Linked DNA regions of Homo sapiens: region 2 is linked to region 1. Evidence: read pairs that join two places in POLR2A ChIA-PET (ENCODE). Cell type or tissue: OCI-LY7. All regions are shown on one strand. Links, peaks and the distances in the headings refer to the core of each region. The heading gives the core; the rest is flanking DNA.

Evidence for each region. ChIA-PET counts read pairs that join two places held together with the same protein. Peaks named below come from ENCODE experiments on the same cell type or tissue, not always from the same donor. Only the 100,000 strongest peaks of a DNase experiment are listed, where the experiment ranks them.
Region 2: POLR2A ChIA-PET joins it to region 1 with 10 read pairs; 3 of 35 experiments call an interaction of 5 or more read pairs at or near these places.

Annotation. Positions count from the first base shown.
Region 1 is chr2:222,662,901-222,679,079 of GRCh38, forward strand. It overlaps MOGAT1 (monoacylglycerol O-acyltransferase 1), which reads left to right and starts at 8,758. Exons shown (of 6, transcript NM_058165.3): 1 at 8,758-8,979. The coding sequence starts at 8,886. LOC124907985 (a long non-coding RNA gene) reads left to right here. Exons shown (of 2, transcript XR_007088095.1): 2 at 7,736-8,102. It also overlaps the pseudogene RRAS2P2. In OCI-LY7, for the core only: no CTCF peak of the experiment used is centred there; no DNase peak of the experiment used is centred there.
Region 2 is chr2:222,733,521-222,749,699 of GRCh38, forward strand. It overlaps LOC105373903 (a long non-coding RNA gene), which reads left to right and starts at 6,443. Exons shown (of 4, transcript XR_001739904.2): 1 at 6,443-7,011. RefSeq lists a silencer at 570-864. In OCI-LY7, for the core only: no CTCF peak of the experiment used is centred there; no DNase peak of the experiment used is centred there.

The sequences.
Region 1 (16,179 bases), core at 4,161-12,160:
TAAAAATGCATATATAGCTGGGCACAGTGGTTCATGCTTATAATCCTAGCACTTTGGGAGGCTGAGGTGGGCAGATCACTTGAGGTCAGGAGTTCAAAACCAACCTGGCCAACATGGTGAAAACCCATCTGTACTAAAAATATTTAAAAAATTAGCCAGGCATGGTGGTGGGCACCTGTAATCATAGCTCCTCAGGAGGCTGAGGCATGAGAATCACGTGAACCTGGGAGGTGGAGGTTGCAGTGAGCTGAGATCACGCCATTGCACTCCAGCCTGGGCAATAAGAGTGAGGCTCCCTCTCAAAAAAAGAAAAAAAAATGCACGTATGTATGAGTGTGAACAAAATAAAATGGCTACCATGATATACAACAAAATGTTAGCAGTCGCTATTCTTGGATTGGTGAGATTTTTTAAAATTGTATCTTATATTTTACAGAATTGTAACTAGCAAGTATTATTTTATTATGAGAAAATAAAACCAAGGCTATCATAAAACACAATCATGCTCACTCCTTTTCCCTGACTAATCAGACATTGGTAGATTGTCCAGCTCTCTCATTATCACCTGGAATCAGAGCCTGCACCCGTGGATTGTTTTTGCCTATAAAATATGTAATAAGCTCAGAGAAAATTTCTGAAATGATTGTGTCACTTTCCTGTAATGCTTGTGGGTTGGCCAGTAACTGTGAAAGCTATGCTGTCAGGTCTGAAGTTCTTCTCACACAGGTCCTAAATTGCAGTACGGGGTCAGATGACATTTTACACTAGAGCTACTGATAGCTTAAAGGGGCATGCTGATACTGTGTAGTGCTTTCCTGTCCAAAAGCAAACAGGCTCCGCTTGCAGCCTCAGTTTCTTCATTCACAAAATGGTGATAGTATTCCATCTGATGGTTGTGAGGATAAAGTATGTGGAGACAATTTGAAACCTGCAAAGTGCTATTTGATTAGTAGATATTTATACTGAAAGTAATTACCCAGTATATTACCTTCAGTATAAATTACCCAAGTGATCTGAGACTATGACCTCTTTCTGGTGTGAAGTTTAGTAAAACTTGAGCTGCTATCTCCCAGAGGGTGAGGCAGGGCTTTCAATACAGGTAATGGATGATACAGTTTACTGTAACTGGCCTTGCTTTTACTTGCTGCATATCCAAAACTGGTTCTGTTCTATCCATAATCTTATATGCCTTTCCTATAAATTTCCTGGGTGCACTCCAATCTCTCTGTAGATTACTCTGAAACTTTTAGGACATAACCAAAGTCCGTACATCTTTTTGGGTTTCTATTGCTAGATCCATCTAGAATCAAGAAGGTCTGAAAGACCTCACAAGAATCAGTTTGATCAGCACTAAGGAATTTGTCAAAACGATGGTCATTTTAAATTGGATTTTTTTTTTTTTTTTTTTTTTTTTTTGGAGATGGAGTCTCGCTTTGTTGCCCAGGCTGGAGTGCAGTGGTGCGATCTCGGCTCACTGCAAGCTCCGCCTCCCAGGTTCAAGCCATTCTCCTGCCTCAGCCTCCTGAGTAGCTGGAACTATAGGCGCTCGCCACCATGCCCAAGTAATGTTTTTTGTATTTTTAGTAGAGACAGGGTTTCACCATGTTAGCCAGGATGGTGTCGATCTCCTGGCCTCGTGATCCACCCACCTCGGCCTCCCAAAGTCCTGGGATTACAGGCGTGAGCCACCGCACCCGGCCTAAATTGGATTTTTCAAATAAACTCATTACACATTTTATAGTATTGACAATTCCCTCGTTCCTGATATTCTCCTTCCTTAGTTTTCCTGACTCCAGGCTCCTGATTAGCTCCTTGGATTTTTCTACTGTCACTATGCGATAGGCAAAAGCAATACAACATAGTATTGAGTTCTATCAGTCACAGATTTAAATCCTGGATCTACTGTTCACTGAGACCTTGGACCAATGACACAATACTGATGAGCCTCAGTTCCTCATCTGTAATGTGAAGATAACAACAATACCTACCTTGTAGGTATACCATGTGATGGTTGTGAGAATTTTAAGAGAAATAGTTCGTGTAGGGTTTGGCCTATCATGAACACTGAATAAATATTAACTCTGTTGCGGCCTCCTCTACCTCCTACACTGCACTTTCCCTTCCTTCTATGTGGGGTGCTATCCAGAGTTACGTGCTTAGAAATCTTCTCCTGGAGTGAGGTCTGCAGCCTCCACTACCACCTAAACACAGACGGCTCCCTTCCTATCTTCAGCCTTTATCTCTCTTTTGTACATATTTCTTTTTTTTTTTTTTTTTTTTTTTTGGGGATGGAGTATCACTCTGTCTCCTGGGCTGGAGTGCAGTGGCGCTATCTTGGCTCACTGCAACCTCCACCTCCCGGGTTCACGCCACTCTCCTACCTCAGCCTCCCAAGTAGCTGGGACTACAGGTGCCTGCCACCACGCCCAGCTAATTTTTTTTTGTATTTTTAGTAGAGACAGAGTTTCACCGTGTTAGCCAGGATGGTCTCGATCTCCTGACCTCGTGATCCGCCTGCCTCAGCCTCCCAAAGTGCTGGGATTACAGGCGTGAGCCACCGTGCCTGGCCTCTTCTGTACATATTTCTTACCAGCTTCTGAACATCTGCACCTGGCTGTCCAACATGCTGGCATCTCATACTCAACATGTCAAAAACTGAAGTTTCCCCAAGATTCATTTTTTCCCATGTCTGCCTTTCCTTTTCAATGTCACCACCATCCACTGAGTTATCCAAATTGGAAATACTGAAGTCAACTTAACTCCTCCTCACTCATTTCTCCCTTCTGATTGGTTTTGATTGCAGAAGCTTGGCATCATCTGCCCAGAATTTTCTTTCTCTGCTACAAGGGCAAATTTGACAGCCACCATGTTACAGCAATGGGACCCTGTATCTCATTTGAATGAATTGATACAGAAGTTGACGCCTGATGCCAGCTGGATTTTGGACTTGGGACCATAGGGAACTTAAGTCCATTTGATTTAAAGGCGGAAGCTGTAATGTACAAGTGTAGGGCCATTAGTGGCCATGTTTCCCACCCCATGGAGAAAATTAATCTCCAGCAAGGTAAAATGACTCTCACAGCAAGAGAGAAGACAGAGAGAGAGAGGGCCTAGACACATCAAACTGACTGGTTGTTCTTGAGACCCATGTGTCTCTTCCTCCTGAAACTTGACTGTTCAACAACAAATTAAGTTCAGAATTATTAAAGCTTAGCTTGCGAGTATTGGAAAGTTATAGCTGAGACTCAAGAAGTGAGATGTAGATGACCTATAATGCAGAGTCCAAAACCATATTAAAGAATTTGGACTTTATCTTGACAGCAATTGTGAAGAAATTCAAAGATTTTAAACGATGTTTGAAAAGTAATGGAAAAGATCACACTGGGCACGTTGTGGAAAGGGGATAAGGAGTAGTGGTTTGGAGGGTAAAACTCACAGCAAGAAGATCAGTTAGGAGGTTGCAATAATGCAGAGGAGAAATGATAGCAGTCAGGACTGGGAAGATGGCATGTGTTGAAGCAAAACAAAACATCCACTGGATTGGACTGTCTTTGTCCATTCAGGCTACTATAGCAACATATCATATACTGGGTGGCTTATAAACAACCACAATTTATTTCTCACAGTTCTAGAGGCTGGGAAGTTCAAGATCAGGGTGCTGGCATGGTCAGGTTCTGGTGAGGGCCCTCTTTTGAGTTGCAACAGCTGACTTGTTGCTGGGTCCTCCTATGGCAGAAGGAGCAAAAGAGCTCCCTTCAACATCTTTTATAAGGGCACTAAGTCCATTCATGAGGGAGGAGCTGTCATGATATAATCACTCCCCAAAGGCCACACCTCTTAATACCATTACCTTGGTGGTTAGGATTTCACCTAATGTAAATTTTGGGGGACTTGGGGAAAAAACAAACATTCAGACCATAGCCTGGATCTTCTTGGAAACTGGAGCTAAGTAATGGAAACTGCTTTGTCGTGTCCCCAAGGGCACTGTTGTTGGAGTTGCTGACTGCCTCTTTTATAAGATTGCCTTGGGTTCAGGACAGTTGCAGTAAACCTTCCGAATCCCTTTCTTCTTGTTCCTACCTTGAGTGTGTTGCTGGACCTCCAATTACTGTCCCAGGGCAAATGCAAATGAAGGTGTGGGTGAGGGTCATGGGAAGAGAAAGGATATTTAATAAATACTAGTCATTATCCTCATAATTTCTAACAGTAATCAGTCATAGTGTTACAACAATTTAAAAGAGCAATTAGGGGCTGGGCACAGTGGTTTACGCATGTAATCTTAGCACTTTGGGAGGCTGAGGCAGGTGGATTGCCTGAGCTCAGGAGTTTCAGACCAGACTGGGCAACAACATGGTGAAACCCCATCTCTACTAAAAATACAAAAAATTAGCCGGGCATGGTGGTGCGCACCTGTAGTCCCAGCTTCTCTGGGAGGCTGAGGCATGAGAATCGCTTGAACCTGGGAGGCAGAGGTTGCAGTGAACCAAGATCGCCCCACTGCACTCCAGCCTGGGCAGCAGAGCAAGACTGTCTCAAAAAACAGACAAACACACAAAAGGAGCAATTAGAGAAGCACATATTTTGTAGAGAAAATGTCACATATTAACATAAATTAACTAACGGAGAGACAACACTTGAACTTCTATGAATGGAGTTTTCGAAGGAAAATGTGAAAGGAAGGAAGGCAGGAATGGTACATGGGGTCTGAGACCTTGTGTGTACTTGTAGCAATAAGAAAATATGGAGGAAAGGAAACCTTGGATGGTAACCGTGGGGCTACAAAGCCTCACCTTCTCAGGCAAGGTTCCTGCAACTTTCCCCAGAGCAAACATACCCGAGCCTTGTCAGATTGATCAAATAGTTAATTGAGAAGACAATAAGAATGTAGAGGGACCACAGCAAATTTCTTAAACTTTGTTCAAAAGAGCCTTGAAAATAGAACTTCTTAAAGCACATTCCATTGAAACTACCATAGTGATGGCCTTCTATTTTACTTTAACCAGAGCTGGCCGCTCTCAGTGTTGTGTGTTTGTGTGTGTGTGTGTGTGTGTGTGTGTGTGTGTGTGTCTGTGCGCGCACGCGTGAGAGAGAGAGAGAATACTTACTTTTATGATTAATGCATCTTATGAAAATCAGAACCATGACCTTTGCCCTAAACTATCCCCTGTAAGGACTCTGTCTAGACAGAATACTAACAGAATACTATTTCCTTTTTAACCTAACAATGAGAACATTTTTACTTAAGTTACAGTAAAACGTCATGTTATAGAAAGACATTGTCACCTTTCTACTAGTAGATGTTAGTTATAGTAAAGTGCACAGGAAGAAATAATTAGAACAAGGAAATGATTTCTTATTTCTCAATTCCAAGAGTAGCCTTTCATAATTGTTGAGACAATCTGGCCTGTGACCTTATTTCTTCATCAGAGTTGAGAAGTAGAAAGAGGAACCATACCCATCAGTGGAATCCCAGATCTTCAAAGGGACTGTGTTGGTTCCTTCCCCAGGACTTGCCACAGCTGTGGTGCTTGGTACATTTTCATTGAATTATTGTAAACATATATATGTATTATTCACTCATATTTAGCCAATTCCAGGCCCATAGGAACAAAGCTGACACTTCTGCCAAATGTATTTTTCTTTAATCATTTGCTAAAATATTTGTTGACTGAATGGATAACTACACCTCAACCCAAATGACAGGTTCAGTCATCAGCACTCTTCTACTTACCCTTCAATGACTTGTTCCTCTGTTGTGACAACACTCCCTTTCTTCCTTATATTATTTGAGAAACAGCCTAGTATAGCAGTTAGGCTCTGGAATCTTAGGTTCATTTAGAATTGTTTTGAATAGCTTGATGAATTAAAACTTTCCCACTATGTAAATCCAGTGATCACTTAACTCAAGTAACTTGGCACACAATATGTAAACAAATAAATACATGTTGAATGTCAAAAGGATGAGCAAATAATTTAATTGTTGATTAAAATGGTGATGGACTGTTGCATTGACTGAGTGCTGGTGAGTCCATGCTTTGTTTCAGTTGGCTGTGATGGCTGTGACAGGATATGACAGTTCTTATCTATCAGCTTAGTGTTCTGGGAAAGTAACAAATACATTACTAAGCAAGCAAACTCCAAGTGATCAGGATCAGGAGTTCTCGGTGTTTTGCTCTTCTTTACCGACAGATTCGAAATCCAATGAATCAAAGAGTCCTACCATTTATATGTCCCATGCATATCTCAAGTCTATATTTTCCCAAGCTTCCACATCCTCTACAATCATCCTACAATAGCCTTCTTAGGGGATATGCCTACTTCCACTCTTGCTACCTCCAATCTGTTCTAAATAGGTGCCCATTATTCTGTATCAGCCTATGTGTTTCCTTCAGGGCACTGTCACACATTTGGTTGTCTACATAGGTAGGTATTTTCTGTTTCTCCCACTAGACTGTGAGCTGCAGCAGGACAAAGACTTTTCTTATTCACCATTGTAACTCATCTCCTTTCCCTACCCAGTGCCTAATACATAGAAAGCTTTCCACAAATAGTCAATAAGTAAATGTGTGTAAATTCTCAAAGGCACAGAGACCTCATCTTAATTCACGTTTGTGTCATCAGTACCAAGGACAATGCCCAAGGCAATGCAGGCACTCCATAAATGTTTGTTCTATGTTTGGTTCAGTTGATGAAGGGATGACTCGCCTCTCCAGGTTTTATAGAAATTTGAATCTTCTCTATTCTGCCATTTACCAGCTGTGTGACTTTAAGCCCTAATTTCCTCAGCTGCAAAGTTGAAGTGAATGCGTACTTTGTAGGGTTTTTGAGATTACGCCTGTGAGGTCTCTGCAGAGTGCCTGACATAGGGTGTGTTCGTAGTGTCCCCACCTAGCACTGGGGGAAGATTCAAGGAAGAAATCTAAAAGGAAAGAAGAAAGTGACTCCTTAAGTAGGAGGAAAAAGAAACCCAAACAAGTTTTGCATACAAAAAATCACAAACAACTCCTCCAAGTGGCCCTGGTATTTGTTTTAATCCAACTCCCTTTGTATTAAAATGTTGAAGGAGAAAAGGGCATAGGATGGGGGAGAAAGGAGGGCCAACTATATTGTTTTGCCCTGTTCCAAGTCCTCTTCAGCAATGACTTGACAGCTGCTCATCATTTTGAGTTTTTCAACTATGTGGTAATTAATATTTATAAATAAAGTGCAGTGGTTGCTCCCAAGGACTAGGCACTATTTAGAATCTAGCCATCCATTTAGCACATCGTAATTGAAACCCTTCAGTGTCTTGTACTGCTCTTGGGGTTCAAACTTGAACCCTAACTCAGTCTGCAAGGGTCTGGACCTTGCCCACCATTTTTGCCTGATGTCACCCCAATCTCACCCTTGTCCCCCAAGCTCTCACTCTTTGAGCTCTTCTTGGAGTTCAGCCACAGGACCTTTGCATATGTGCTTCCCTTTGCCCGGATGACTCCTGGGTTAACTAGATTTGGCTACAGCTCAAGTAAGGGCACTTCTTCAGACACTTCCCTGACCGTGCAGCAGTCTTGGTTTTGGAATCTTCTAGTCATTCACAGTAGGGTCTTACTTGTAATTATACACCAAATTGTGTAGTTGTTTTGCTTATGTCTGTTTCCCCCTGTACTCTGAGAACAAGACAATGAATAGCTTGTGTCAGGCCTCTGAGCCAAAGCTCAGCCATTATAACCTCTGTGACCTGCATGTACACATCCAGGTGGCCTGCAGGAGCCAAGAAGCCTGGAGCAGCCAAAAAAAACGCAAAGAAGTAAAACAGCCAGTTCCTGCCTTAACTGATTAACCAACATTACAACATTTTACCATTGTGACTTGTCCCTGCCCTACCTTAGCCGATCAATCGACTTTGTGACATTCTTCTTCTGGACAATGAGTCTTATGATCTCCCCACCCTGTACCTTGTGACCCCTTCCTCTGCTAACAATAGATAACCACCTTCTACTGTAATTTTCCATTACCTAGACAACTCCTATAAAGCAACCCCTTCCCCATCTCCCTTCGCTGACTCTTTTTCGGACTCAGCTGACTTGCACCTAAGTGAATAAACAGCCTTGTTGCTCACACAATGCCTGTTGGTGGTCTCTTCACACGGATGCGCTTGACAGCTTGGTTATCCAAGCGCCCGGATGGTGCTCAGCAAGTGGCAAGTGCTCAATAAATGTGGGTTGAATGAATGAATGGGTGAAAGATTCCCGGAGCTCCTGTAGGGAACTGAGGACCCAAGAGTGAGGAAGCCAGGTCCCCTTCCCCATCCGCGGGGAAATTGGAGGTTGCGGGGGGACACAGATCAATAAACTAAGAAACAAGTCTCGCTCATCTCTCCAGCTGGTGTGCGATTCCTCAAACTAACCCTTCCCCAATCACCGAGGGTTCGAATGAAGGGGTGGGATGCTGAAGGCAAGCGCTGGGTGATCGATCAGCTGAACAATGGTCAGATCCTGGTGGAGATCCCAGGTCCTCAGCCAGGCGGCAGGAGCCCGCGCTGCCCGGCTCGGGCTGGCTGCCAGTTGACCCCTCTCCCCGTCCCTCGTGTCCCACGCGGCGCACTCTCGCCAACGCCCGGCGCGCCAGCCAATGCGCCCGGGCCGCTGTAGCTGCTCCGGGGCCAGGGCGCTGGGCCAGCTCTGGCGCCCGGCGCTTGTGATTGGCTGCCCCCAGCCTCAGCCCAGCGCGCCCTCCCACCCAGGGCGCAGTTGGGTCCCCGCTCGCTGCCTAGCCTCTGCCTTTTCCTCTCCGCCCAGCCAGTGCCCAGCGCGGGGCCCGGATCCGGCCGGGCACTTCCCACAGGCGCCGCAGAGCAGCGTGGGTGCAGGCTGCAGTGGCTGGCGCCGTCCTCGCCCGGCCAGGCCATGAAGGTAGAGTTTGCACCGCTCAACATCCAGCTGGCGCGGCGGCTGCAGACGGTGGCCGTGCTGCAGTGGGTCCTGAAATACCTGCTGCTCGGTAAGGACCCCGCCCCCCGGGCCGCGGGGCTTGGGCTCCATATCCTCCCTCGGGACGGTCCGGATTCCAGGACCTGCATAGAACCTTCCAACCCTCGTTCCCCTGTCGGCCAGAGCAGGCAGGTCAAAGAGGGCATTTGGAGCTAACGTGGACTCTGGTTTCCTCACGAGAACCTCATCGCTAACGACTGTTTAATTTTATTTTCTCCTGCGTTACTTTTTTAAATTGAGGTGCACCTTGCCTACAATAAAAGGCGCAGTTATACGGATACAGCTCGATGACTTTTGGCGACTGTATCTACCAAAATGTAACCATGACCCCATCGAACGCATGAGCACTTTAACCCCTCAAAAGTTGGCAAACTCGTTTCTCGAACTGTTGATTCATAGATGGCAAAGTAATGCCTCAGTAGTTAAAACCTTGTTCCTTCTCCCTCTTTGTCTCCCCACCCTCCTGACAAAGAGCAGTGTTCCCTTTCCCGTTTTGGAGATTTCCTGGATGCATAGCAGTACCTTTCTGTAAAGAAGGCTGCACCACTCATTGCATTTGGTTGAGCGGTTTCTCTCTGGAAATAGTTTGACTCAGTAGCGTGTGTGTTCCAGTTGGTTCCCAAGTTGAGCCCATGAAACATACACGAGCCGAATCATTAGATGGGGCAAAAACGTGGGTGGTTTTTCTTTTTGTTTTTTGTTTTTTCCTTCATATTTGTTCTGCTCTTGAAGTAAATAGGGGTGATGTGGGAGGAGGGAGGAATTTGGGGGAGACCCTTCTATTGAAACATAAACTCTTCTGAAGACTAAGATCATGTGTATGCTGTAAGATCATGGATTGTACAGCGTTGGGGTGGTAATAATAGTAATAAGCCCATTGCATTGGAGAGTTTTACACTTTTAAAACTGCTTTTACATTTCGAAAGCCTGAATCAGTGGTTCTCAACCCTGGCTCTAGATGAGAATCACTGGAGAAGCTTCTAAAAAGTGCAGATGCCCAGGCTCCATCCTGGAATTTGTTTATTATTATTATTATTATTATTATTATTATTATTATCTTTGAGACGGAGTTTCACTCTTGTTGCCCACGCTGGAGTGCAGTGGCGCCATCTCGGCTCACCACAACCTCCGCCTCCCGGGTTCAAGTAATTCTTCTGCCTCAGCCTGCCGAGTAGCTGGGGTTACAGGCATGTGCCACCACATCTGGCTAATTTTGTCTTTTTAGTAGAGACGGGGTTTCTCCATGTTGGTCAGGGTGGTCTCGAACTCCCAATCTCAGGTGATCCGCCTGTCTCAGCCTCCCAAAGTGCTGGGATTACAGGCGTGAGCCACCGCGCCCGGCTCATCCCTGGAATTTCTAAGTCATTTGTTTCAGAATGAAGTCTGTACACCTTTTTTTTTTTCCTTTTTCCTCTTAAGAACTCTCCGAGTGACTCTCCTGTGCTGCTAGGTAGAATTTACCAAAAAAAAAAAAAAATGTAATTCAAAGTGTTAACTCATTAAGTCCTCACAGACTACACCGTGAGGCAGGGTTGCTCTGGATCAAAGCACCATGGAGATAACAACACACGACCTTATCTAGCGCTTGGTATGTGCCAGGTGCTGTTCTAAGCAACATCCACGATTAACTAGCAATCTTCACAACATCCCTGTGAGGTAAGGACTATTCCTACACTCCTGGTACAGATGAGGGAACTAAGAGATGAAGTAAATTGCTCAAGGCGATGCAGCTAGCAGGACGTGGTAGAGCTGGTTTCAAACCCAAGTATTCTGCCCAAAGTGTCTGCTTTAACCACTAAACTGCTCTCTTAAATGGCCTGAACTTGGAGTCCGACTTCCTAACCGATCATTCAACACATCTCTGATAGCCACTGTTCTTTTCTTTCATGGCACTTATCATTGCTTGTATCTGTGTATGGCTGTGGTGACTTCAGAAAGTTCTCTATGGCTGTCTTAGTCTACAAGCTTAGTGAGGAAACACACAGTATATGTCTGGCCCATGGAAGATATACACGAATACTTGAGATATACACAAATACTTGAGATATACACAAATACTTGTTGAATGGCTGTTTCTGGTCTATCACCCAGAATAGGAATTATGCACCCACCAGATCCCTAGAGTATTAACTCATGTAATCCTCACAGCAACCTGGTGAGGGAGGACTACCCGTTACCCTCATTTTACCAATGAAGGAACTAGGAGATAAAGTGAGTTACTCAAGATCACATGGCCCAGTAGTGGAAAGTCGAGACACATGTGACCGCATGTGAGTGGATTAGTGACGAGGACATGGCAGATGCTCAATGACCTGTGTCTAATTTGAATCAAACTACAGTGGTTCTAGATCCAATTCACCTCAATGTTTTTGTTTCACACATTTGACATTAGTGTTAGCAGGAGCATATTTTGTATTATATATCTTGGAAATTATATTGTGGGAAATTTCAAACATACAGAAACTAGAGAGAAGAGTATGAATTCCCATATACCCATGACCTAGGTTTATAATTATTTAATAATTTGCCATATATGTTTTATCCATTATTTTGCAAAAATATTTTAAAACAAATCACTTTTTTTGTATAATTTTTTTTTAAGTTTTAGGTTCAGGAGTACATGTGCAGGTTTGTTATGTAGGTAAATTGATCATCATGGGGATTGTACAGATTATTTCATCACCACAATAATTGGCATAGTACCCAGTAGGTAGCTTTTCCTCCTCATCCTCCACCCTCCACCCTCATGTAGGCCACAGTGTCTGTTGTTTCCTTCGTGTCTAGTGAATTCACACATTAAGATATTTTAATACTAAATACTTTAGTTTGCATATTTTAAAAATAAGTATTTTGTGTGTAACCATAGTACTCTTGTCATACCTAGCATAGTTAACAAAAATTACTTAAAATCATGTAAAACAAGTTCAGATATCCTAAATTGTACCAAAACTACACCTTTTTTCTTGTTCTTTTTTCTTTTTGGTAGAAATGGGGCCTCCTTATGTTGCCCTGGCTGGTCTCAAACTCCCAGGCTCAAGTGATCCTCCTGCCTCAGCCTCCCAAAGTAACGGGATTACAGGCGCTAGCCACTGCACCCAGACAAAATACACTTTTACTAGCAATTTCTTTGAGCCCAAATCCAAATAAGACCCATGCATTATATTTGGTTTTTATGTCTTTCAGGTAGAACAGTGTCTCCCCTTTGTTTTCTTGTCAGTGAAACCTTGATGAAACCATTTGACATGGGTCCTGCAGGATGTCTCACTTTGTGAGTTTGTCTGCTTCTTTGCAGGGTTAACTTGTTCCTCTATCCCTTGTATTTCTTTTAAAAGATGGAAGTTAGAGCTAAATGCTTGATTAGATTTAGATGAAACCTTCTGGGCAAGACTTCTTCCCAGGTGTTGCTGTGCACTTCATGTTACATCACATCAGGATGCACAGAGTGTCTGCTTGTCTCATTATTTGTGTCTACAATTGGTCAGTGGGTCTAGGAAGGAAGTAATCCGAGGTGATGACTGGCATGCTGCAATCTTTCATCTAGTGATTTAAGTCATGATGCTTGCCCGAATTACCTGTTTTATTTGAAACTGCAAAATGGTAATTTTCTTTTTCTTTTTTTTTTTTTTTTGAGACGGAGTCTCACTCTGTCGCCCAGGCTGGAGTGCAGTGGCGCGATCTCGGCTCACTGCAAGCTCCGCCTCCCGGGTTCATGCCATTCTCCTGCCTCAGCCTCCTGAGTATCTGGGACTACAGGCGCCCACCACCACGCCCGGCTGATTTTTTGTATTTTTAGTAGAGACGGGGTTTCACCGTGTTAGCCAGGATGGTCTCGGTCTCCTGACCTTGTGATCTGCCTGCCTCGGCCTCCCAAAGGGTAATTTTCTTATTCTATCATTTATTCTTCATTTATTAGCTAGAATTTCTGCAGTTAAAAATTTTGTCTCATCATGTAGCACCATTTGACTACCCTACAATTCAATTCTTACAGGAAATAAAGGATAAATACTCTTCTTTCCATTTAATTATCAAGTTTCAAGTAAGGAGTTGATACAATAGTTACTTCCAGTGGTGACGAGAGATGTTTTATTAATGATGTTTTAAGATCTCTAAATCAAAATCCCAGAATGCATTTTTCTTCCCATCACCAGGAAAGTGAGTTTAAGCTATTAGTACTTGGAATATATTTTAAAGTAGCAAAATGTTTCATTTAGTAATAAAATCAAACAGTAAGCCCTCCTTCTCTGGCCCCCAACCCCCCTTCCCAAGCAACCACTGATCTCCTTTTTTTTTTTTTTTAAATACAGACGGGGTCTCTCTATGTTGTCTAGGTTGGTCTTGAACCCCTTGGCTCAAGGGATCCTCCCACCTTGACCTCTTAAAATGCTGGGATTACAGGTGTGAGCCACACTGTGCCTGATCTGATCTGATCTGATCTGTCACCACAGATTAGTTTGCATTTTCTAGAGTTTTGTATAAATGGAATCACATCATATATACTCTCTTTTTGTCTGGCTTCTTTCACTCAGTGTAATTATTTTGAGACGGTTTCTCATATATATCAATAGTTCATTGCTTTTTGTTTCTAAGCAGCATCCTCTTGCATGGATATATTGCAAATTGTCCAGCCATCTATTGATGAATATTTGGCTCATAGCTATTATGAATAATACCACTGTGAACTTTCACCTACAGATATTTGTATGAACATATACTTTCTTTATTCATAGGTAAACCAAGAATGTAATGCCTTGATTATATGACAGTTGCAGGTTTAACTTTTCCAGAAACCACCAAAGTTTCTTCCAAAGTATTATATCATTTTACATTCTCACTGGCAGGGCATGAGAGCTCTAATTGCTCCATGTCCTTACCATCACTTGATGTAGTCTTTTTAATTTTTGCAATTTTTTTCTTGTGATACTGATCAATTTTAATTCTAGCACTTGAAGCTATATAAGGGTATGCTCTATAAACTTCATGGGATTTTTGTACACATTCAATAAAGTGACAACTTTGTACTTTAGTATCTAAAAATCAGGAACATGCTTTTGAATTGTTTAAACACAATCCACAGAATTAAAAAACAAAGTCAGAAGCCATCCACAATTATACTAATTGTCAACTAAAGTTTTACACTTCATACTTGAGATATAACAGTCAATATCTAGTAGGGAATACTGAAAATGATTTCAGAGTCTCATCCTGTTGTACTCTATTGGGAAGGTTTCTTGAGCAGATATGTGACTGGCCAAAGGTGGGTACAACCAAAACCAGACCAGCAAGTAAAAGTTCTACCACAGCTTCTATAGTTTCCACTTTTTATGTTTTGTCAGTTAAAAGTGAACAATGAGAATTAAATACTTATCTTTACATATTTACAAGGTATGTTGTGAAGTATATTTGCTCATAAACATATAAAAATACTTATTGGCTGGGCACAATGGCTCACACCTGTAATCCCAGCACTTTGGGAGGCCGAGGTGGGTGGATCACGAGATCAGGAGATCAAGACCATCCTGGCTAACACGGTGAAACCCTGACTCTACTAAAAAGCTACCACGCCTGGCATATATATTTTAATGAAATCAGAAATTTTGAAGCAGCCTTGGCATTTCCTTTAAATTTGTCTGGAAATGACTGTTATATTAGCTTCATGGGAAGGACTTACCAGCTTCTAGGTCTAAGGCTAACGTGATGATCATTTGTCTAAGGCTAGAAAGGTACTAATGAGATGTAAACTATAAGGAGAGAAAAAGAAGATGAGGGCTTTTCCTGGAGGCTGATAGCTAAAACTCAAAGGATTCTAGAAAATGACACAGTAGCAGCCTTTCTTGTCTTTTTCTTTCCGTGTCGATTCTGGTGAAGAAGGAAGTTACTGCTCTTGAAATTTCCTTATAACTTGGACAAGTTAATGGAAAGCTTAATCTACATTCATTCTAATCTTTGCTAATGCCTTCTGGGTATGCTGCCTTAAGTTGCCGTACTAACTGTGTCCTTCCTGTGTTTCTTGTCTTTAATGATCCAGATCTGCTTTATTGCCAAATAAAATCATTGGAAACTCATCATAATCCTTTACTCTGAGAATCTGTCTTTGAAATGTATAGATTTTTTCCAAAACTGCCTTGACCTGTGACTCAAAAGACCAACAGGAAGCCCTCACCAGTTTTGATATTCTGTTGTCTCATGGCTCCAACCAAACTCTTCTTGTTCTGCTTTATCTAAAATATCTAGCCAGCCTGCTGTGTTATCTGTCACACACTGCTTTGCATAGGAATCTTAAGTGATTGGGTCATAACCCATTAGAAAAAAGGACTGGATTAACTGGATGATGAGTGCCGACTTGCCCACATACTTCCCCCACTGACCACCAGGAGCCAAGAGAATGTTGCTGAGTCCCAATTTTTGCAGTTTTAATAAGTGTGTAGTGGTGTCTCGATGTGGCTTTAATTTGCATTTCCTCAGTGACTAATGACCGTGAGCATCTTTTCATGTGCTTAGTTGCCATCTCTATTCCTTGTTGAAGTATCTGTTTAAATCTTTTGCCTGGTTTTTATTGGATTGCTTGTTTTCCTATTGCTGAGTTTTGAGAGTTCTTGTGTATTCTAGATATAAAGTCATTTATCAGCGATGAGCTTTGTATAGATTTTTCTTTCAGTCTATGGATTATCCTTTCAATCTCTTAACAATGTCTTTTGAAGAGCAGAAGTTTTAATTTTGATGAAGTTAATTGTATCCATTTTTTTAATAGATTGTGTTGGGTGTCGTATCTTTAAAATCTTTGCTTAATCTGGCTGGGTGTGCTGGCTCATGCCTGTAATCCCAGCACTTTGAGAGGCCGAGGCAGGTGAATCACCTGAGGTCAGGAGTTCAACACCAGCCTGGCCAACATGGGGACACCCTGCCTCTACTAAAAATATAAAAATTAGCTAGGCATGGTGGCGGGTGCCTGTAGTCTCAGCTACTTGGGAGGCTGAGGCAGGAGAATTGCTTGAACCCGGGAGGTGGAGGTTGCAGTGAGCTGAGATCGTGCCATTGCACTCCAGCACCTGGGTGACAAGATCAAAAAACTCCGTCTCAAAAAAAAAAGTTCTTTGCTTAATCCAAGGTCACAAAAATTTTCTTCTATATTTTCTCCTACCAGTGTTAATAGTTTTAGGTTTTCCATATAGATCTATGATCTATTTAGGGTTAATTTTTGTGTGTGGTACAG
Region 2 (16,179 bases), core at 3,240-11,239, 70 kb after region 1:
GATGAATTTTTGACCCCTCAATCCTGGGGGTTAGCAAGAGAGGACTGGAGTAGCAGGAGTCTCTAGGGCTACCAGAGTCCCAGAGCAGTGAAAACTCCCTCTGGGCCTCTTTACCTGTTTACCCAAATCACTGTGCAAATCTAATCCTTTCCTCACAGTGCTGTCAAGTCAAATATGCCAGGAAGCCATACTCTGGGATTTACTTATGGCATTTATGTGCATTCTCTCTCTCTTGGTTTTCACAGAAGCATTCTGAAGTTATTATTAATCTCATCTTCCAAATGCAGAAATTGAGATTTAAATCTCAGCGCCCCAATCCGTACAGCCATTTGGTAGCAGAGTCAGAATTTGGAACTAGGGCTCCAGACTCACTCTCCTGCTGCAGAGAATAAGCATCCTTATTATTCCCAGCTCCCCATTCTCATTATACACTTTCCTCTGAGCGTACCTGACAATGGTCGACTTTCATTGCTGAGAGGGGGTGGCGGGAGGAGGAAGCGAATGGGGTGATGTGATGTAAGCCAGGAGAACGAGGGTGGCTCAGCCAACTCAAATCTCTTTGTTCATGGTTTGTGAAGATGTGACAAGACCAGAGAAGCCAGAACAGAAGATAGAGGCCACATTGTTCTGCTGGCCTGGGGCCGAATGTACTTCCTCACCATGTGTTTCTTTAGCCTCCTGAACTTTGCTCGATGGCATTGTACTGGCCACTGTGCCAGCTGCTCAGGGTGGGAAAAAGAAGGAAGAGTTTGCGTGGGAGCAATCTGGGCTATGTCCCAGCATATGTGGCATTTCTGCTTGTTTCTTTAACTTCCAGAGCTGTTTGTCTGAGACTTTCAGCCCTGGGGCTACTACTGGTCAGAATGTTTTATTTCCACTTGTGAACCAGGATGGTGGGGATCTGGAAGAGAACTAGAGGCATCTGGGGACCAGAGGGTTAGTCCAGCCTTCTCCAGGATGAATCCATTTCCCCAAATCACAAAACCAGTTAGTGACAGAGGCAAGAAAGGGACGAAATTCTCCCCCAAGTTAGTAGAGCTGGCTCAGGGAGAGTCCAGTTTGGAAGCCGCTTCCTGGATGTGTGACCCTGGCCAAGAAACTTCTCTCCAAGCTGGAGGTTCTCCATCTGTAAAGTAGGGATTATAAAAGTGCCTTTTCTGTAGGAATGAAAGAAGTAGTTGAGGTTATTCATGTAAATAGCAAACTCTACTGCCTGAGCACACAGGATGTGCTGAAATGTTTGGTTTCTATTATTACTGATTCCTAGACAGCTTCTCTCTGTTCAGTTTTGCAGCTCTTTAGTGTGCTAATAGCTAACTGTGAGGATCACAACAGAAAGTGTTCCATTCATCAAAACACACTTAGAGCTGGGCTAAGTAACTCATATCTGTAATCCCAGCGCTTTGGGAGGCTGGGACTATAGGTGTGAGCTACTCAGCCCAGGTCTAAGGAGTTCAAGACAGTCTGTACTAAAAATACAAAAATTAGCCTGGCATGGTGGTGTGCGCCTGCAATCCCAGCTACTCAGGAAGCTGAGGCAGGAGAACCACTTGAACCCAGGAGGTGGAGGTTGCAGTGAGCCGAGATCGTGCCACCGCACTCCAGCCTGGGTGACAGAGTGAGACTCTGTCTCAAAAAAAAAAAAAAAAAAAAAGAAAAAGAAGTAGAAAAAGAAAAAGACCAGCCTGGGCAACATAGACTCTATCTCTGTAAAAAATTGCCAGGCATGTGTGTGTGTGTGTGTCTGTGGTTCCAGCTACTCATGAGGCTGAGGCAGGAGGATCACTTGAGCCCAGATGCCTGAGGCTGCAGGGAGCTGTGACCATACCTCTGCACTCCAGCCTGGGTCACAGAGTGAGATCCTGTCTTAAAACAAACAAAAAACCAAAATCAAAACCAAAAAAACCCCCTCACTTTACTGTATGTAAGTTATAACTTAATAAAATTGAATTTGGTTTTATGTTGAAGTATTTATTCTATCACAAACCATCAAGCCTCATTAAAAACATGTAACGCTGTCATTTCAGCAGATCCTTACACAATTATAGCTGCAACTGAAACCATGACAGCAAAAGGTATCAGTTTAGAGGGAACTGAATTTTTTAAAGTGTTTTAACATTAGTCTAAGTGTAGGTGTAATGGATGTCAACTTGAGTGCAGTTATAGATATTTGCCCAGAGTATTGCTTAAGTCTTCTAAAAATCTCAGTATCCAATTTAAAAAATGTGCCTTGTGGTTAAACAATGATTGTTTGGGGGGCTTTAAGGAAATTGCTTATTTTTCCCTTGCAGCTTATATGCTTTTCCTTGCCCAAAGATTTGAACAGTTTTTAATGAACTCCAGACTTTATTTCTCTAAAGCTTTGTAAAGTCAGAATACATTTTCCTGCTTTCCCCTTCACCCAAGCAGAGGTGACCTGGCTCCTCGGGAACCTGGTGTCAATGGTGGCTCTCTCATGGTGGCATCAAGATCTACCCTACATTATAATGATGTGTGAACATGTCTTATTTTCTCTTCTGGATTTTTAGCTTTTTGAAGTCAGGGGCTGTATCTAAATGATGTTCCTACTCCTAATGCTTCTGAATATCATGCTGAATGCAAGAAAAAAATCAGCCAATCATTACTGCTAACTGATAAAATAGAATTAAGAAGTGATGTATTGTTTCATAAAGAACCTGAATAAATAGGGGGAAAAATGAACAAAATACTGTTTCATTATTATTAATGGGTAGAAGCAGAAATTAGAAGTAATATGCTGTTTCAGAGGGGATGCTAGGTCCTTGGTTTAGTAAATAGACAATCTTCCATTAACATGACAATTATTTCCAAATTAATGCTTCTGACTGAACCTGGAATTAGGGCACCTGAACTGTAATCCCAGCTCTGTGATTAGCAAACTGTGGAAACTTGGCCACATCCCTTGGGCTTCTGAATATCAGTTTCCTCCTCTGCACAGTGAAGGGATTGAAGTCGTTATTACATCATCACCCAAGGTCCTTCCAGTTTTAGCATCTGCCAAGTGCCTCCTCTTGGTGTCATCTCAGTTCCTTGGACACAGGAGACCCTCAGGAAATGCCTGTGAGTTGACTGAGGGAGTTAGTTAAGCGGTTGGACTTTAACATTGTTTATTTTGCCAAATCTTTTTTATGGATAAATATAAAACTAAATCTCAGCCCAGCCCCTCTTTACATTAGCATAAATTCCAAATTGGCAGTTTTCAAATTACTCACATTTTATATTAGCTATTTTTAATTTGGAGATGTCACTTTTACATCTTTCATGTCTGATCCATGAGTTACAGGGGTTTTTTTTCTAGATAAAAGGGATATTTAGAGATTGTCTCATCCAAGATTCTAAATCTAAGGTCTCTAAATCTATAGGCTTTAAGTACCCATGAACTCCCCCAAATGTAGCCCTCAGAATCTTGTCATTCATTATTGGTTTTCTCAACCTTCTTTTTATTAGTAGCACTTGTCACCACCTGAAATTCTCATGTATTCACTTTTGTCATCAAGTCTGTGCCAGAGCTCCGCACCGTGACTATGAGTTCCAGGAGGGTAACACTTCATTCTGTCCTATTCACCGCTGCATCCCACGGTTCACAGAACAGGACCTGACGTTCAGTAGATGCTCAATAAACATTTGCTGACTGAATGAATGTGTAAGCCAAGGAAGTCCCAGTTCAATATCACATTCCACAAACTCACACATCCAATTCCACAATCCTTTTTAAACTATGTAATTTCTGGAGTTTCTAGAATAAGTAACGAAAGGAGGTGGGAATATCTTCCAAATATACATCAAGCTTCCTAAAAATCCTCTTTACCCACCCATCTCTCCCACATTTCACACATCAAGGCAGAGATATCTTGAGCTGCCTTTTCTCATTCTTCCCAAAACTCTTTATGCTGGGACCTTGTCATCTTCATTTCCTCTCTCCTCTGTGCCCCCAAATCTATTCTTTTTGTTGAGATATAATTTATGTACCTTAAAATTTAACTTTTCAAAGGCTACAAATCAGTGATTTTTAGTATAGTCACAAGACTGTGCAACCATCACCAATTCCAGAACGTTTTCATCACCCCATAAAGAAACCTGTGCCCATTAGCAGTGCATCCCCATTGTTCCATCCTTCCAGCCTCAGGCAACCACTAATCTACTGTCTGTCTCTATAGATTTCCCTGTTCTTGGCATTTTACATAAATGAAATAATACAACCTTTTATGCTTGGCTTCTTTCCTTTAGCATCATGTTTTCAAGGTTCATCCATGTTGCAGCATGATATGAGTCCCTCATTCCTTTTTATGACTGAATAAGATTCCATTGTGTAAATGTACCACATTTTGTTTACCCATTCCTCGGCTGATGGGCATCTGAGCTGCTTCCACTTTTTGGTAATTATGAATAACATTGCTATGAATATTCATGTACAAATGTTTCTGTGAATATTTCTTTTCAGTTCTCTTTGGTACATAGCTAGGAGTGGAATTGCTAGGTCATGTTTAGCTTTTTCAGGAACTGACAAATTATTTTCCAGGGTAGCTGAATCACTTTTACATTCCCACTAGCAATGTGTGAGGGTTCTAATTCTCTACATTCTTACCAACACTTGTTATTGTCTATCTTTTTTATACTAGCCATCCTAGTTGATGTAAAGTGGTATCTCATTGTGGGTTTTGATTTGCATTTCCCTAACGGCAAATCAGACTAATGAGACTGAATATCTTTTCATGAGCTTTTTGGCTACCTTCACTGGGGATATGTCTTTTCAAATTCTTTGCCTATTTTTAAATTTAGTTATTTGTCTTTTAATTGTTGAGTTAGTAAGAGCTCTTCACATAGTCTGGACACAAGTCCGTTGTCAGATAAATGACGTGTGAATATTTTCTCTCTTTCCATGGGTTGTTTTTCACTTTTGTAATTTTGATGAAGTCCATTTTATCTACCCCAGATCTATTCTTACCTTCTACATCAGCGCCCTGACCTTTCTTAGGTAAATCAATCCAGCCTCTCTTGTTACGTCCAGTTCTCCTCTCTACAAGTTCCTGATCTGTTTAACAAAGATCCTGAGGAAAGTAGAGCAAATACAGTATCTTCTTCAGAATGTGAAAAGATGAGTAATGTTTGTCACCTATATTTTCATAGTTTTGTCCCTTTCAGATATACAAAAAATACCGCCCAATGGGTTCACCTTACCCACTGCCTACACAGAGCCGATTTCTCAAGACGGGAATCACAATAGAGAAAGGATAATTAATGCAGAGCCGGCTGAGCAGGAGACTGGAGTTTTATTATTACTCAAATCAATCTCCCCCAACATTTGGGGATCAAAGTTTTTAAAGACAATTTGGTGGGAGGGGAGGGGCAGTGAGTTGGGGAGTGCTGATTGGTTGGGTCAAAGGTGAAATCATGGGGCGTCCCTGTCTTCTTGTGCTGAGTCATTTCCTGGGTGGGGGGGTCACAAGGTCAGATGGGTTGGTTTCTTGATCTGGGTGGTGCTGGTTGATACATCAAGGGTAGAGTCTGCAAAACATCCCTAAACTGATCTTAGGAGCAGTTTAGGGAGGGTCAGAATCTTGTAGTGCCCAGCTATGTGACTAGTAAACCATAATTTCTAATCTTGTGGCGAATGTTAGTAGTTTAGTCCCCAGGCAAGAAGGAAGTTTGTTACGGGAAAGGGCTATTATCCTCTCTTTGTTTTAAACTATAAACTAAGTTCCTCCCAAAATTAGTTCAGCTTATGTCCAGGAATGAACAAGGACAGCTTGGAGGTTAGAGGCAAGATGGAGTCGTTTAAATTGGACCTCTTTCACTGTCTCAGTCACAATTTTGCAAAGGTGGTTTCAATATTTAGGCACAATATGCATTTTTCTGAGCAGATGAGTCTATAGATTTATTTCATCAGATTTTCAAAGCTGTCCTTGATGCCAACAATATTAAGAAATGTGCATGTAGACTCATTCTCTTGTGTTTCAGGAAAATGAGACCTAGAGCAGTTGAGTGATTTGGCCAAGGCCACCCAGCTTAGTAGTGACAGTTCTGCAGATACTCAGTATCTTGGTCTGTTTTTGTGTTGCTGTAAAGGAATATCTGAGGCTGGGTAATTTATAAAGAAAAGAGGTTGGCCTGGCACAGTGGCTTACACCTGTAATCCTAGCACTTTGGGAGGCCGAGACAGGTGGATCACTTGAAGCCAGGAGTTCAAGACCAGTCTGGCCAACATGGTGAAACTCCATCTCCACTAAAAATACAAAAATTAGCCAGGCATGGTGGCACATGCCTGTAATCCCAGCTACTTGAGTGGCTGAGGCATGAGAATCACTTGAACCCCAGGAGGCAGAGGTTGCAGTGAGCCAAGATTGTGCCACTGCACTCCAGCCTGGGTGACAGAGCAAGATCTGTCTCAAAAAACAATAAGAAAAAAAAAAGAAAGAAAAGAGGTTTATTTGGCTGATGGTTCTGCAGGCTGTATAAGAAGCATGGTGCCAGCATCTACTTCTGGTGAGGATTTTACGGAGCTTCCCCACTCATAGCGGAAGGTGAAGGGGAGCTGGTGTGTGTGGAAACCACATGGCCAGAGAGGAAGCAAGAGATGGGGCAGGCACCAGGCTCATTTTAACAACCAGCTCTGGTGAGAACGAATAGAGTGAGAACTCACTCACTGCCCCGCCCACACACAGGGAGGGCAATCATCTATTCATGAGGGATCTGCCCCATGACCCAAACACCTCCCATTAGACCCCACCTCCAACACTGGGAATCAAATTTCAACATGAGATTTGGAGAGATCAAACATCCAAACTATTGCACTCAGGTTTCCTTATCTTCCTCCCTGACTCACCATCACACCATCCCACTGTACCATGATGCCTACAGAATTTCACATTGCAGGTAAATTTCTCCAGGAGCAGCACATGAATCCAGTACCAATATTTTATCAAATATTTATTTTTCAGAGACTAAGGCCAGGCAGTATTGACTCGGAAGGCTGTGTGGGAGCTGGAGAACCAGGTGAGTCTTGGTAGGAAGCAGAAGCATCGGTCCTGAGGCTCCTCATGTTTTCAAGGTTCATCCATGTTGCAGCATGATGAGTCCCTCATTCCTTTTTATGACTGAATAAGATTCCATTGTGTAAATGTACCACATTTTGTTTACCTATTCATCGGCTGATGGGCATCTGAGCTGCTTCCACTTTTTGGTAATTATGAATAACGTTGCTATGAATATTCATGTACAAATTTTTCTGTGAATATTTCTTTTCAATTCTCTTTGGTACATAGCTAGGAGTGGAATTGCTGTGGTCCCAGCTACCTGGGAGGATGAGGTGGGAGGATCACTTGAGCCTGTGATGTCCAGGCTGCAGTGAGCCGTGATCACGCCACCGCACTCCAGCCTGGGCAACAGAGTGAGACCCTGCCTCCAAAAAAAAAAAAAAAAGCCGAAATCCTGATAAAGCTCAAATTAAAAAGTCACAAAAAGAAGAGTGGGGGAGGGGATGGTGAAGATAAGGTACATCACCACCTGGTCTGGGCTTGGATGGAAACAAACTGCAGATTTAAATCAAAGGCGGTGCATATGGTGAGAAATGGATGCGGAATCATGAAAATTAACACTTACTTAGCAAAGTGGGAAACAAGAAAGATGGTACAACTGACAACCTTAAGTGATCCCTTCTCCCATTGTAGACAATTGAAGAATTTTCTTTAGGCACTACAGTCAAAGACTATCTTAGAAACTTTCAGGCCGGGCACAGTGGCTCACGCCTGTAATCCCAGCACTTTGGGAGGCGGAGGTGATCAGATCACCTGAGGTCAGGAGTTTGAGACTAGCCTGGCCAACACGGTGAAACCCTGTCTCTACTAAAAATACAAAAATTAGCTGGGCGTAGTGGCAGGCACCTGTAATCCCAGCTACTCTGGATGCTGAGGGAGGAGAATTGCTTGAACCTAGGAGGCGGAAGTTGCAGTGAGCCAAGATTGCACCACTGCACTCCAGCCTGGGTGACAGAGCTAGACACTGTCTCAACAAAAAAATAAAAAGAAACTTTCTGGCCAACTTTTTAGTTCTGGGCTTTTTTTTTTTTTTTTTTTTTTTTTTTTTAGCAGTCAGCAAATAAATTTCTAAATGCTTACTTGGGCTTCAAGGTTAATACTTTGGCTAAAAAGTCTGTCTAGTGTAGTAATATGGTACCAGTGTTTACTTCCTGGTACTGGTAATTGTACTATTTATGTACAATGTTGACATAAGGGAAACTGGGTAAAGGATATGTGGGAATTCTGAACTTTTTATTACAACTTTCCTGTAAGTCTAAAATTATATCAAAATAAAAAGTTAAAAATTAAAGAGAAAAAACTTTGGCTGAATTTTTTTATTTTTTGCATTTCCAGAAATTTATGTTGTAGGAATATTTTCTTTATGAAATCATAATGCAAAATAGTAACCAATAAACAATCAAACATAACAAGCCTTATTGAACTTGTATATTTATTTTATTTTATATTTGGAGTAGATGTTATATTTTTAACATTCAAAATTTAAATATTAAAGAGTATGTAGTGAAAAATTTTCCTCCACTTTTAGCCACCACTCATACATACACACGCACGCGCATATACCACCTTTTTTTTTTTTTTTTTTTGAGTTGGAGTCTCACTCAGTTGCCCAGGCTGGAGTGCAATGGCATGATCTTGGCTCACTGCAACCTCCGCCTCCTAGGTTCAAGCAATTGTCCTGCCTCAGCCTCCCGAGTAGCTGGGATTACAGGCGTGTGGCACCACACCTGGCCAATTTTTGTATTTTTAGTAGAGATGGAGATTCACCATTGTTGACCATGCTGGTCTCTTGGCCATGAACTCTTGACCTCGTGATCCACCCACCTTGGCCTCCCAAAGTGCTGGGTTACGGGTGTGATATATGCCATGCCTGGCATATATCAACTTTTATACACGTGGCTGCGAACTCATAAACAATTTTATTCTATTTTGAAGTTAATTTTAAGGAAACAAAAGATATTACAATAAGGCATCATCTTTGCTAACCCCACTCCTACAACAGAATATTTCATTATTATTTAGTTAGTTAGTTGAGGTGGAGTCTTACTCCGTCGCCCAGGCTGGAGTGCGATGGCGCGATATTTACTCACTGCAACCTCCGCCCCAGGGTTCAAGCGATTCTCCTGCCTCAGTCTGCCGAGTAGCTGGGATTACAGGTACTGGCCACCATGCCTGGCTAATTTTTGTGTTTTTAGTGGAGATGGCATTTCACCATGTTATCCAGGCTGGTATCGAACTCCTAACCTCAAGTGATCCACTCCCCTTGACCTCCCAAAGTGCTGGGATTACAGGTGTGAGCCACTGCGCCCAGCCTATTATTATTATTATTGAAACAGGGTGTCAGTCTATCAGACAGACTGGAGTGCAGTAGTGCAATCAAGTCACTGTAACCTCAAACTCCTGGGCTCAGCCAGGGGCAGTAGCTCATGCCTATAATCACAGCACTTTGGGAAACCAAGGCAGGAGGTTACTTGAGCCCAAGAGTTTGAGACTAGCCTGGGCAACATAGTGAGATCCTGTCTCTACAAATAATGAAAAAATTAGCTGGGCATAGTGGCACAATCCTGTGGTCCCAGCTACTCTGGAGGCTGAGGCAGGAGGATTGCTTGAGCCCAGGAGGTGGATGCTGCAGTGAGTCATGATCATGTCACTGCACTCCAACCTGTGCAACAGAGAACCTGTCTCAAAAAAAAAAAAAAAAAAAGCGACCAACTCCATGTCCTCCCTTCCACTTTCTCCCTCCACCTTTCGTTCTGAAGCTTCTAACGTTCAGTGATTTAAAATTTCACTTTTTGTGCCTAATGTAGTCACATGTCAATATTGCAGCAATTCCTAGTATGCCTCTTGGTAGAAGAGAGGAAAAGCAATTCCTCTGCCCTGGGGAATGCCCTCAGAGCAGCTGATGCCATCCTGCAGCAGAGTCCATTGGCATCAAGACACACACAATCAGGGCGGCTGAGCTGGTGGTGGGCTATTCACAGAGGCTAAGAAGTTATAACACAGGAAATAAGTCAAGATCCTTCTTTGCCATTTAGACTCTGAAAGCAGTGATTGGGGGCATTCTCCCGGCTTCCAACCAAACACGCCACTTCCTTTTCTTCGCTCCAGCCTCAGACTTCCTTTCTCTCTTGCTCTCGTACACACACCACGCGGCATCACAGGAAGGGCATGAGACAAGACCTTATCTGACAATTGTATCAACAAAGCCTTTGGGAAAATAAAAATGAGGACTACTAAGTAGAGTCCATATATAGTCCATAGATATATGTAATATATATATGGAGTTACCCATCATCCTGTTTAGCAACCTTTATGCTAATTATACATTAAGTCCAGAAAAATATGCTCTCCTATCTTGGACCACCTTCTAGTGTTGACAACAATGCCAGCTGCAAGCTTGGGGTCAGGTCAGCAGATCAGCAGAAGACCAGGAAACGCAAACAGATGGCCTCCATCTACATCTGCCCCGAGTTCTAGAAGGCACACAGGCTTAAAATAAAAAATTTCTCGTAAAAATCCTGATTTCTAGTGTCTATTTAAAAATGAGGGTGGGAGGAGGGACAGGAGTAGAAAACATAACTATTGGGTACTGGGCTTAATTCCTGGGTGATGAAATAATCTGTACAACAAACCCACATGTACTCACAAATCTAAAATAAGTTTTTTTAAGACCGGGTGCGGGGGTCACGCTTGTAATCCCAGCACTTTGTGAGGCTGAGGCAGGCAGATCACTTGAGGTCAGGAATTCGAAACCAGCCTGGCCAACATGGTGAAACCCCATCTCTACTAAAAATATAAAAATTAGCTGGGCGGGGTGGCAGGCGCCTGTAATCCCAGCAACTTGGGAGGCTGAGGCAGGAGAATTGCTTGAACCCAGGAGGCGGAGGTTGCGGTGAGCCGAGATTGCGCCACTGCACTTCAGCCTCGGCGACTCATCTCAAAAAAAAAAAAAAAAAAAAAAAAAAAAAAAAAAATTTTTTTTTTTTTAAAGTAAAACGAGAAGGCCTGGCAACGCTGGGGCCTGCATTTCTGCATGGCAATAAGTGTCAGGAGATGATCCGTGAGTGGGCCTGTTTAGAAAGGGCTCACGCTCTCCCGTTTACCCCAGTTCCTCCTATTCCCTAAAGCAGACCATTTGGCTGGTTTCACTTATTTATGTTACTGGCCTGGTTTTCTGAAAACATTTGGGTTCAGGAGATCTGTGTTCTCCTTTCCCTAAACTCTGTCATGCAGGACTATGGGGTAGGAGGAAGAAAGAAAAGATAGTAGAACAGCAAAGTCTCCAGGCTTTTTTAAAAAAAATTGTGGTGAAATACACAGAACATAAAATTTACCATCTTAACCTTTTTTTTTTTTTTTTTTTTTTGAGATGGAGTCTCCCTCTGTCGCCCAGGCTGGAGTGCAGTGGTATGATCTCGGCTCACTGCAACTTCTGCCTCCCGGGTTCAGGCGGTTCTCTTGCCTCAACCTCCCAAGTAGCTGGGACTACAGGTGCATGCCACCACACCCAGCTAATTTTTGTATTTTTAGTAGAGACGGGGTTTCACCATGTTAGCCAGGATAGGATGGTCTCGATCTCCTGACCTTGTGATCCTCCCACCTTGGCCTCCCAAAGTGCTGGGATTACAGGCAAGAGCCATTGTGCCTGGCCTCATCTTAACCATTCTTAAGTGTACAATACAGTAGCATTAATTACATTCACATTGTTGTGCAGCCATCATCACTATATCCAAAACCTTTTCATTATACTAAGCAGAAACTCTGTAACCATTAAGCAGGCATTTCCCATTTCTCCCTCTCTCCCAGCCTCTGCTCATCTCTAATCTTATCCTCCAGGAGCAAGCATTTACTTCCTGGAGCAAGTAGATAAGATGGATTTGCTTATTATTTAACATCAGGACAATATTTCCTATCCCAGTATTGTTTAACACAGACACAGGAAATTATATGGGTTTCCATCCTCATAGGTAAGGAGCGGGGAATCTGATCTTGACTTGAAAAGCACATATTCATTGGCTGAGAGCCACAAGATAAGGAGGGATGGTAGGACCATCAGGAATAAAGCTGGGATGAGAATTCAGATGGGAATTACAGTCCTTCAGGCCAGTTCACTGAACCTACACCAAGCTGAATTCCTTCGCCCTTCATTTGAATTTGAAATTGTAGATACTTTTTAAAAGCTATATTATATGAACTGTATATCCAGATGGGGTTTTCCCAATGTTTTCAGTGTTGTCAGCCATTGAGGTAGCAGAATTCACCTCCTCTTAGTACCACCATCCATACACCCATGCAGTGGACCGCCCCCCTCCCCACACACACACACAAACACACAGACACAAGTGCACACATACGGCTTCTATTTCCTCCCACATCCCCTTTAACACAACTCTACTTAGTCTAAAATTGACAAAGAGCCATAAGAAAAACTAGGCCAGCTTCACAAAACACTGCATTGTTTTTGAGAAACAGGGAAAAATAGCACGTTTGTTAGCTTTAATCTGATACGTATTTGCATGTGCTGCCGTTTCAATTCTTACAATACTTTTGAGGTATTAAACTTCCTACATTTCTAAATGATAAAATCAGAATTTCATATCAGTTTCATTACAAAGGTCCACTGATGTGCTAGATTTTTGTCTGACAAATACAACTTCAAAGTTTACCACAATCACTTGAAACAACCAGTTAACGATAATGTTTTACACCAGAATTCCTTTTGAGAAAGCTCATTATTTACTGGAAAGAAATATTTTGCTAAGTTACTTGAGCTGGGAGGGTGAGATCTCAAGGACATGATTAAGTAATAATAAGAAGAATAGTAGAGAACACATGGAGCCTGAATCCTGTTAAACAGGAGCTCACTTGTTCCACTGCTCTGTGAGTTGATTTTGTGTGTGCCCGTTTGGGAGTGATAGCAACGAAAGCAGATTGTCCCTGCATAACACAGAGAGGAGACCTGGCTAGCCTGGCACTGCTGAAGAAAGGAGAGAGATAAACAATTCTCGGTCATGGTACATCTGAAAGCAGATTGAATTGCAATATCTAGTATTTGGCTATAGGGTATGATTGTAAACCCCTGGGTCAGGGTCTTTCATCTCTGGCACTGTTGACATTTTGGGCCACGTAACTCTTGATGGTGGGGCTGTCTTGGGCACTTTAGGATGTATAGCAGCATCCCTGGCCACTAACCACTAGATACCAGTGGCATCTTCCTGCTACCCACAGATATGATAACCAAAAATGTCTCCAGACATTGCCAAATGTGCCAAAATCATCCCTGGTAGAGAACCACTGGTAAAGTCCAATTTGCTTTTTTTTTTAAAAAAAGAAGTCAACAGTCAGCAGCCAAGATGAATGCTTTTATAATAGGAAACAGGACGTAACTATAGGCTTATTGTACTGGGACACTTTTGTACTAATGTTGTAGACATGTGTCATGCCCATACACATTCAAGTTTCAAATAAATGTCTGATACATATTGCAAAGACGAGAGGAACCAAGAGTTTGATCTTCTGCAAATTCCTAGTTCCCCTATGCCATCAACCTTGAACTTGCCTTTATTATAGCACTTTACCTTATACCTTCACTCCTGCATATATGTGTCTGTTTCCTTTGTAGCCTGCAGCACTTTTATCTCCACTGCCCAATACAATTTTAAAATTATTCTAAGCCGAAGTCACGAAGTGGCAGCCCACAGACCTGAAGCTATGTTTTATTTAGGCCTATTAAACCTCGAGAATGTTCATATTAAAACACAGATTTACCAGCCAGGCGCAGTGGCTCAGACCTGTAATCCCAGCACTTTGGGAGGCCGAGGCGGGCGGATCACGAGGTCAGGAGTTTGAGACCAGCCTGGCCAACATGCTAAAACCCTGCCTCTGCTAAAAATATAAACTAACTATTCCATTAGTTCTGTGCCTTTGGAGAACCCTAAGATAGGAATCCAGGCACTGGAAATCATACCCAGATTGACTTTTTCACAGCCACCAAAGTAAAAAAGATCCTGCAGATCCTGCAACCTCTAAGTCTGGTAAAACAACAGCAACACAAGCTGACCTCCAAGCCTTTATTGACTTGCTAATTGCGATTCTTACTTTAAGCTTTGCCTCTATGTCCATCTCTTTTGAAGCTGTTGTATTTCCTGGAAACCGCCCCCAGCCGCCCTTTTTTTCAACTCAGTCTCATTATGACTAAATACAAGAAAAAAAATCAGTTTCACACAATAACATGGTGGTCATTGCAGCATTCTATGTTTATAATTGGGCTTTCTACCTGAGCCAAACTGCTTTTCCCACCCTCTTTTAAATAGGCTTTATTTTATTTTATTTTGAGACGAGGTCTCGTTCTGTCTCCCAGGCTGGAGTGCAGTGGCTTGATCACAACTCACTGATGCCTTAAATTCCTGAGCTCAAGTGATCCTCTCACTTCAGCCTCCCAAGTAGCTGAGACTATAGGCATGAGCCACTATAGCTGGCTAATTTTTAAATTTGTTGCAGAGACAAGGGCTCACCATGTTGCCCAGGCTGGTCTGGAACTCCTGGGCTCAAATGATCCTGCTGCCTCAGCCTTCCCAAAGTACTGGGATTACAGGTGTGAGCCACCATGCCTGACTGCTTTATGTTCTTACATTTGTTTTAGGCCCACAGAAAAACTGAGCAGAAAGTAGAGTGTCCCCATATATCTCCTGTCCCCTACATGCTCAGCCTCCCCCACTATCAACACCAAACTCTTAAAATTAGATATTTCTTGTCTTTTTGAAACTCTTAAGCATTCTAGAATATCATATATTTTAGCAAGGGCAGTGTGGTGATTTCCTAACACTGCCAACTCTGTCTTTGATCATTCTGTTTCTTTCCGTTCTCAGCCCTTACCCTTCTTTGTAATTTTATTTTAGAATACTTAATTGTCAAATAAAGATTGTATATATTCAAAGTGTAGAATGTGATGATTGATATATGTATATATTGTGTAATGATCACTACAATAAAATGAAGACATCCATCACCACCCATGCTTTACATTAGATTCCTAGAACATATTCATCATATAACTGAGTGTTTGTACCCTTTGACCAATATCTCCCATTTCCCTCACTCCCTAATCCCTGGTAATCATTATTCTACTCTCCGCTTCTATAAGTTCAACTTTTTTAGATTCTGTATGTGAGATCACACAGCATTTGTCTTTCTGTGTCTGGTTTATTTCATGTGACACAATTTCTCTAGGTCCCATCCATGTTGTCAGAAATGCAGAATTTCCTTCTTTTTTATGGCTGAATTATATTCCATTGTATATATGAACCACAATTTCTTTCTCCATTCATCCATTGATCAATACTTAGGTTGAGTCCATATCTTGGCTATTGTGAATAGTGCCGCAATGAACATGAGCATGCAGATATCTCTTTAACTGATTTCATTTTCTTCAGTTACATAACCAGAGGTAGAACTGCTGGATCATATCATAGTTTTATTTTTAATGTTTTGGGTAACCTCTATATTATTTTCTGGTAATGGCTGGACAAATTTACATTCCCACCAATAGTGTACAGGTGCTTTCTTTTCTCCGTATCCTCACCAACACTTATCCCTTGTCTTTTCTGGAAATAACCATCCTAACAGGTGTGATATTATATCTCACTGTGGTTTTGATTTGCATGTTTCCAACGATTAGTCATGTTGAGCATTTTTCATATATCCATTGACTGTAAGTCTTCTTTGGAAAATGTCCATTCAGGACCTTTGCACATTTTTTAATCAGATTATTTATTTATTCATTTATTTGCTATTGAGTTGTGTGAGTTCTTTATATTTTTTGGATATTGACTCCTTATTGGATATATGGTTTTCAAATATTTTCTCCCATTCTATTGTTAGCTGCCTCTTCCTTTTTTTGATTGTTGTGCAGAAGCTTTTTAGTTTGATGTAGTCCCACTTGTTTATTTTTGCTTTTGTTGCTTGTGCTCTTGGTGTCATGGCCAAAAAAAAAAAAAAAAAAAAAAAAAAAAAAAAAAAATCATTGCTTCCAATACAAAGAGCTTTTTGGCCATGTTTTCTGTTAGGAATTTTATGGTCTTAGATCTTATATGTAATTCTTAAATTTATTTCAAGTTAATTTTTGAAT